Linked DNA regions of Homo sapiens: region 2 is linked to region 1. The links are chromatin contacts, found by Hi-C in ENCODE. All regions are on one chromosome and are shown on one strand. Each heading gives the region's core, a stretch centred on a gene start or an enhancer-like site at or near the end of the contact. The rest is flanking DNA. Distances are from core to core; before and after follow the strand shown. Region 1 holds the start of PDS5B (PDS5 cohesin associated factor B). Region 2 holds the start of SUPT20H (SPT20 homolog, SAGA complex component).

Region 1 (3,633 bases), core at 336-2,835:
TGAGGCAGGGGAATTGCGTGAACTCAAGAGGGAGGTTGCAGCGAGCCAAGATCGCGCCACTGCACTCCAGCTTGGCGACAGATCAAGACTCCATCTCAAAAAAAAAAAAAAAAAAAAGAAAGAAAAAAGAAAAAAAAATTCTTGCTTTCATCCTGGCTTTCTTCTGAAACTTTCTGGCTTCCTGGCTTTGGAGGTTTGGGAATTGAAGAAAATAAAGTAAAAAACATAATAAAAACAACCAAAGAGGAAAGGTTTTTCTAGATCTAGACATCCTACTCTCCCATACAAGATTTATGTTGATGGAACAACGATGTAAAATAAGAAAATTCCTGAGATAATTTTAAAAAGAGGGCAGAAAAAACTCATAGTAGACTTCATCGAGGAATGTATAAAATGGGTAGAACCTGGAGTATTCAGTGGCAAAATCTTGGACACAGGAATACAGTAACACAACATATTGGTCTAGCAAGCACTGGAGGAGACTGAGGCGGAATTGTCCAGCGAATCCCACAAAAATGGAAATGAAGAGGTCTCAGTATCTCTAGGTGCCCGGGTCCGATGGAATACCGATGTACATACCTTTTCTAACACAGTAGCATTAGTTTATATATCAGCATTACCTCTCTTTTGTTTCAGTTGATAAGTATCCTACTGTAATCCATTCATTCACACTTTGCTTGTTCATTGTTGAAACAAATTCTCCCTGGAACAAAATTCTAGTAACCAAATACATCATATCAGGGGAAACTTCCTTACAGCAGGGATGGTATTAAAGTAAAAAGAGGAGGAAGTCCCTTCTTCAGCTCTGGCAGGGACCCGGCTGGGGAGGAAACCTTCCCGCAAGGTAGGTGATCTGCTGTGGTGACCAGGCTAAACCCACTCTACAGCTGCAGGAGGGACTGGCATCCCTTAGAGGTGAAGAGGGGAGGAGACCCACCTCCTGGAATGTGTCCCTGTGGTCTCCAGATGATTTCTTCCTCTAATAAGGACAATTCTGCCAAAGGAATGGAATGCTTCGTCACAGGCTCAATTACTCTGTCTCCGCCAGCCTACCACCTATAAACAATTCCTCAAATTAGGAAAGCGGGGAGATTTAATAAAGACATAACACGTAAAGTGTAGGAAAACTATTTGTATGGCATTCCGAGACGACTAGGTCAGAGTTAACAAGTAAGGAGCAAAGTAGTTAATAATACCAATTCTGTTTACCCATCACAACACCTGTGCTGAATGTCAGGGTTTAAAAAAATCTCCCAACCTTTATCTAAAAAGATAGGGCTACGTAACAATCGGTGTGGTTTTTGTCGGTAGAGGTCTAGGAAGCCGCAAGAGTAGTGGACGCCTTGACAGCTGCCCTTCTCGCGGGCCCCGCGGCGGCGTGCCCGTGTGGTTGCGTGCGCGCGGACGGGGCGGGGCTGAGGAGGGACGTGCGCGCGCGCGGACGGGGCGGGGTGGAGCTCGGAGGGCGGACGCGCTCGGGGCCGTCTGGTCGGCAGGGGGCGCTGCGCACCCATGCCGCGCTCTGCCTGCCCCCGGGTGCTGTCCGCGGCGGTTCGATTGGAGCAGCCGCCGAAGAGCGCTTGGCGCCATTTTGAAGCGGAGAGGAGGAGGAACGGCAGGGCTGGCTGCGGAAGGGGAGGGGGGGGGAGAAGGCGATTGGATGCGGCGGCGGCGGCGGATCCCGGAGAGCCCCGGAGTGAGCGGAGTAGCGAGTCGGCAACCCGGAGGTAGGAAACAATTCAGTTAACGGAAAGAAAATGTCTCTCTTCTCTGGCTGCGGCGCTCCATTTTTCAGCGGCCGCCACTGCCGCTGTGTGCGTGTGTGTGGCAGGGCTGAAGCGCCGCCCGCCTGGGTGCCAGGCGCGACTCGCCTCCCGGCATCGGGGGCTGCAGCGGGTGGCTGCCTGGCGGTGGCCCGGGGCGGGGGTCGCGGGGCGCGGGCCGGCTGCGCGGTGGGGGTGGGGAGGGCCCCGCGGCCGGCGCGCGCCTCCACGCCGCGGGTTCTGCCGCAGCCTCTGGAAAATTAAACTTGCCGCTCTGATCCCGGCCGGGGCGGCGGCGGCGGCGGGCGGTGACCTTGCGCGCGGGCGGGGGTCTCGGGGCCGCCCGGCCGCCCGCGCCCTCCCGCCGCCGCCGTCGCCGCCGCCGCGCCCCTCCCCCCGCGCCCCGGCCGGCCGGCGGCTGTTTCCCGGGCGGCAGGCGGGCGGCGCGGTGCTCCTGTTGAATCCTCCCGCGGGCGGGCTTCTCCCCCTTCCGGGCGAGGGGCGGGCGGGGACCGCGGGTCGGGGCCGCGGGCGCTCTCGCCCCCGCCGCCGGGTCCCCGCGCGCCGCCTGGCCTCCGCTTCGGGCCAGGGGACGGGCTGAGCGTGACATTTTTGCACTGTCCCTCGCCGCTCGCCGGAGGGAAATCGCGCTCACCGCGCCACCCCGAGTGGTCCCCGAGCAGCCAGTTGAGGAAGAGCCCAGCACTGGCGTGGAGGGACTCCTCCCAGGCCACAACTGGGTTCTAGCTTTCCTTTCAGAAGGAACGGCGGGGAAAATGGTGTGCAATTGTGACTCGTTATTGTTTTTACACTGTTATTTTAATGTTACTTTAAAAGTTTTCGGTCCGGAGAAAAACCTTGTTTGTTGTTGTTGCTGCTACTGCTGTTGGTTTTTGGTAGAGACGTGAAAGCTAACTCTTAAGTAGCTCGACAGTTATTTTGGACGAATGACTGAAACCAGAAACGCCGCCCCTCGCCTTCGGAGCTGCAGGCTGCTGCGTTCCTTGCCGCGGACGGGGCGAGCTCCGGGAAGGGTTGGTAGAGCAGCTACCCACCCACTCCACGCGCGTCTTCAACAGCCTCTCTCCCCCAGCGAGGGTTAACCCTTTTTTATGTCGAAGAAAGTGCTTCTCGTACTTTTAATAAGAGGTGATGGATGGGCAGTGGTGCCCAGACTGATCCTACCCTGTTGATGAAATAGTTTCGAAAACTTTGGGTATAGCCTTAATTTAGAGGGTTGGTCTGCGGTGTGGAGAGAGTTGGGTAATCCTATACTATCTTCCTAATGAACTTCAAAAACTCAAGTTGTGTTTACATACAGGAGGCGAGCTGTAAATAAATCGTAATTACCCAATGCTTGAACGGCAGTATAGTCATTGTTCTCAGTTAACACATCCCGAGTTCCCAGACAGAACGTTTTTTATATTAACTCATGTAGTGGTCAGGTAAAGTAATTAAAAGCCACAAATATGGACTTGAAAGACAGCTCTTCATGCAGTACACATGTCTGAGATGTTCGCATCTTTAGGGACAATAAAATGAGTATTCAATGGTGTATGCAGGTCAGTTCGTGCAACAATTAATCTTGTATCTCATGGTGATAGCAGAAAACCTAATTAAAATTTGTAGTGCTGAATATGTAGGTGAAAATTACATGGGAACTTTTATGTGAAGATAGATTTAGTCTCAGAAACTTAACTGTAAAAACACATCTTAAGAACATTATTCCTTATAAATAAAATTTGTACTTAATATACATTTACAAATATGTCTAACAAGATGCACTTTAGACTTTATAAAAATTACCAAAATAGTGACTTTTTCCTCCTTTTTCTGATGGTTTTAAAAATTGTTCTCTTCTCAGCTGGCG
Region 2 (3,633 bases), core at 374-2,873, 4.5 Mb after region 1:
ACCAGCCTGACCAACAATGGTGAAACCCAGTCTCTACTAAAAAAATTAAAAATTAGCCGGGTGTGTTGGCACACACCTGTAATCCCAGCTACTCCGGAGGCTGAGGCAGGAGAATGGCTTGAACTGGGAGGCAGAGGTTGCAGTGAGCCAGGATCGCCCCATTGCACTCCAGCCTGGACAACAAGAGTGAAACTCCGTCTGAAACTTTAAAAAATGGACTAACCTCCTAATACAACACAAACACAAGCACCATACAACTGTAAATGATTTACGATCATTTACAATGAGTAAGATATTACTCCTACCCTTGAAAAGCTCGTAGGAGGTTTAAGTTGAATTTAGGTGAACGTGAAAATTTTCTGACCACTGAATTTGAAGATGAAGATACACTATGTACTTTTCGGACAAAATGTGATGACTTTAAGATTTCTTGTCACTAAATTGGGGATGGGGGCTTACTAACTTTAAATTATTTAAGTACTTCAGACAAAAACTAATAACTTCATATCTCTCACAAAGCAAACATTCTGTCTATACACAGAATTTACTAGAACCTGTGAGGAAACTGTAATCATTATCATTTCCGTTTTACAGAATAAGGCAATCAGAACAACTGACTTTCCTAACATCACAGACCTAGATCAGAATTCAGAACTCTGTGTCCAATCTTAGGTCCCTTCCAATATTACAACCTGCAAACTAATCAAACCGGCATCTGTTTTTACATTTCTTTAAAAAAAGCAAAGCAATTAAAAAAAGGACCCAATTCTGCTCAGAGACGAATATGTATTTCTTAATTTGGATCTAACTTTATAACATGGTGATCAACCCAAGTACACTGTACTCGACTCCGAAAATCCTGCTCGTCACTTTATATTTTGAGTCCTACTAGAGACTTTGATGAATTGCACTCAAGAAGACGCGGCCCCCACTACGCAGTGGCTACGGGAGATGGCTTCCAGGGCAACTGTTCTCCAAGTTCATTTCTGAGCGCCGGGTAACCATGGCCAGTAATTAATCCAATTCTAAGCGTTGCTATCAATTCTACGCGTTGCTATCAATTCTACTGATTTCCCTGATCGACCAGAGTCTTCCCATTGCAGGAGCTTTTGTCACAACTTAGGCTTTACCTGTACAACCGTCATCTCCACAGAGGAGCGACAAGCCTTTATGCAATATGGACACCAAGAAAACCGCCTTCGAAGACACGCAAGGCAAAATTCTTGCCAGTGTCCGGAAATACCCGTCTCTGGAACCCAAAAGTCAAACTAAAATTAAAAGTTCGGCTTAGCAACACCGCGAAAGGCGATGTAGGCGTCCACCTGGAGTTTAGCTGCCTCAACCTCCGCCCCGGCCTGCCGGGTCTCTGGGGACCCCGTCTTCCTCCAGCGGGCTCTGGGATGCGGCCCGCTCACCTCTGACCCTGGCCGGATCTCGCGCGTCTAAGCCACCGCGTTGCCAGTCGCTGGCCACCCACCTACCGCCACCGCCCACCTGTGCGGGTCGCCTCGCCGCTAGGCCCCAAGACGGCGCCGCCTGCTCGGCAGCAAAGCCCACCCGCCCCGTCGGCGGCTCAGTGCTGCACCCCCACCAACAGCCAGTTCCGGCGGCCGCACTTCCGATTGGCAGGCTGGGCCGAGGGGCGGGGAAGGCGGGCGGAAGGGGAGGAGCCGGGAGGGCGGGGCCGCTGCCAGGAGCCTGGAGCGCTGCGTTCCGCGCAGGACGCCGGTGAGGCCCGCAGAGACTTGCGTCCGGGCGGGAGGCGGGGCCCAGGATCTCTGCTCAATCCTGGAGTCCGAGTCCGCAAAGTGGGAGGGAGGGTGTAGATGTGAATTTGGGGAAAAACGACCCTGTTGAATTTCTAGAGTGGAAGAAACATAGAACTAGCTTTTCTCTTTGCTTAGCACATACAAATGGAAAAACAGCGACACCGTTACCTACATTTACTAGTCCAATGCGTACAACCTTCTGTAGTATATCAACTGCCAATGAGTTTATGTTTTTAAAAAAACCACCCCAGAGAAGGGTTCTAAAAATTCAGAAACCGCATTACTAGCACACATTGTAAGGTCTGTTTTGTTTTGTTTGTTCGTTTGTTTTTCAGACAGAGTCTCGCTCTGTCGCCCAGGCTGGAGTGGAGTGGAGAAATCTCAGCTAACTGCAACCTTTGCCTCCTGGGTTCAAGCGATTCTCCCTGCCTCAGTCTCCGGAGTAGCTGGGATTATAGGCGTGCACCACCACACCCGGCTAATTTTTGTATTTTTAGTAGAGACTGTTTCACTATGTTGGGCAGGCTGCTCTTGAACTCCTCATCTCAAGTGATCCACCCGCCTTGGCCTCCCAAAGTGCTGGGATTACAGGCGTGAGCCATCATGCACGGCCTGGGGTGAATCTTTTTAATGAGCATTTATTATTTGCCGTTCACAATGCCAAGGGTCATAATGAATGAAAGTGTCTTGGAATTAGAGTTAGTGGTTGCACACATTATAAGTGTATTAAAGTACACTCCAAAATAAAATCCGAACACATTAAGTGGTTACTCCCATTCCTCCCTCTCTCAGCCCCTGGCAAATGCCAATCAGCTTTCAAACTGTGGTACCTATTACGGATATTTCATATAAATGGAATGTGTGACCTTTTGGTCTGTCTTCGTAGCATAATCTTTTGCAGGTTCACCTTGTACACCTTGTTGCATGTATCGGTACTTCATGTCTCTTTATGGCTACTATTCCACTGTACCTAGATGCCACAGTTTTACCTGTCCATCCACTGATGGACATTTGGGTTGTTTCCACTTTCGGGCTATTGTGAATAGCAATGATATGAACATTTGTATACAAGTATTTGTTCGAGTCCCTGTTTTCAATTCTTTTGGGTATAAACATAGTGGAACTTCTGGGTCTTATAGTAATTCTACGTGAAAATATTTGAGGAACCCATAAACAAATGTTTCTACAGCAGCTGAACCATTCATTTTACATACCAAGAGCATTGTCGGGGGATTCCAATTTCTCCACATCCTCACTAACACCATAATTTTCTATTCCTTTGATAGTAACCATCCCAAAGGGTATAAAGTGGTATTTTATTGTGGGTTTGATTTGCATTCCCTAATGGCTAGTTATCTTGAGCATCTTTTCATGCCCTTGTTAGCCATTTGTATATCTTCTTTGGAGAACTCTCTATTCAGGTATTTCCCCATTTTTAAATTGAGTTGTTTGTGTTTTTGTTGTTAGTTATGTGTAGTCATATATTCTGGATATTAGACCCTTATGAGATATATCATTGGTGGATACTTTCTCCCATTCTGTAGGTTGTCTTTTCACTTTCTTTGTAATATCCTTCAGTGTACAAACCTTTTTAATTTTGATGAAATCTAATTTATCTATTTTGTTACTTGTGCTTTTGGTGTCATCACCAAGAATCCATTGTGCAAGCACACTAGCTTTCATGTCTCTTCTTATGAGTAACTAATTCTATTGGATAAGGGCCCCACCTTTATGATCTTCTTAAACCTTAATTACCTCCTTATAGATCTTATCTCCAATACAGTGACATTGGGGTTTGGGGTTACATATATGAATTTTGTGGAGATATAATTTGGTCAACAGACTTCTGTACCCCTGCAATTCA

What was found. Hi-C counts contacts between places; a loop is a spot of excess contacts on that map. Pooled maps may share reads with other maps.
Region 2: a loop to region 1 is called in a pooled map, with 15 times the contacts of the local background. The contact joins the promoter of SUPT20H here to the promoter of PDS5B in region 1. A Hi-C loop is called at or near these places in 5 of 50 pooled maps.

Annotation. Positions count from the first base shown.
Region 1 is chr13:32,584,867-32,588,499 of GRCh38, forward strand. PDS5B (PDS5 cohesin associated factor B) reads left to right here and starts at 1,586. Exons shown (of 35, transcript NM_015032.4): 1 at 1,586-1,727. PDS5B-DT (PDS5B divergent transcript) reads right to left here and starts at 1,579. Exons shown (of 3, transcript XR_001749808.1): 1 at 1,511-1,579; 2 at 938-1,056; 3 at 152-703. RefSeq lists silencers at 1,271-1,640, 1,651-1,730, 2,151-2,400 and an enhancer at 2,631-2,690.
Region 2 is chr13:37,058,065-37,061,697 of GRCh38, forward strand. It overlaps SUPT20H (SPT20 homolog, SAGA complex component), which reads right to left and starts at 1,624. Exons shown (of 26, transcript NM_001014286.3): 1 at 1,495-1,624. RefSeq lists a silencer at 1,536-1,795.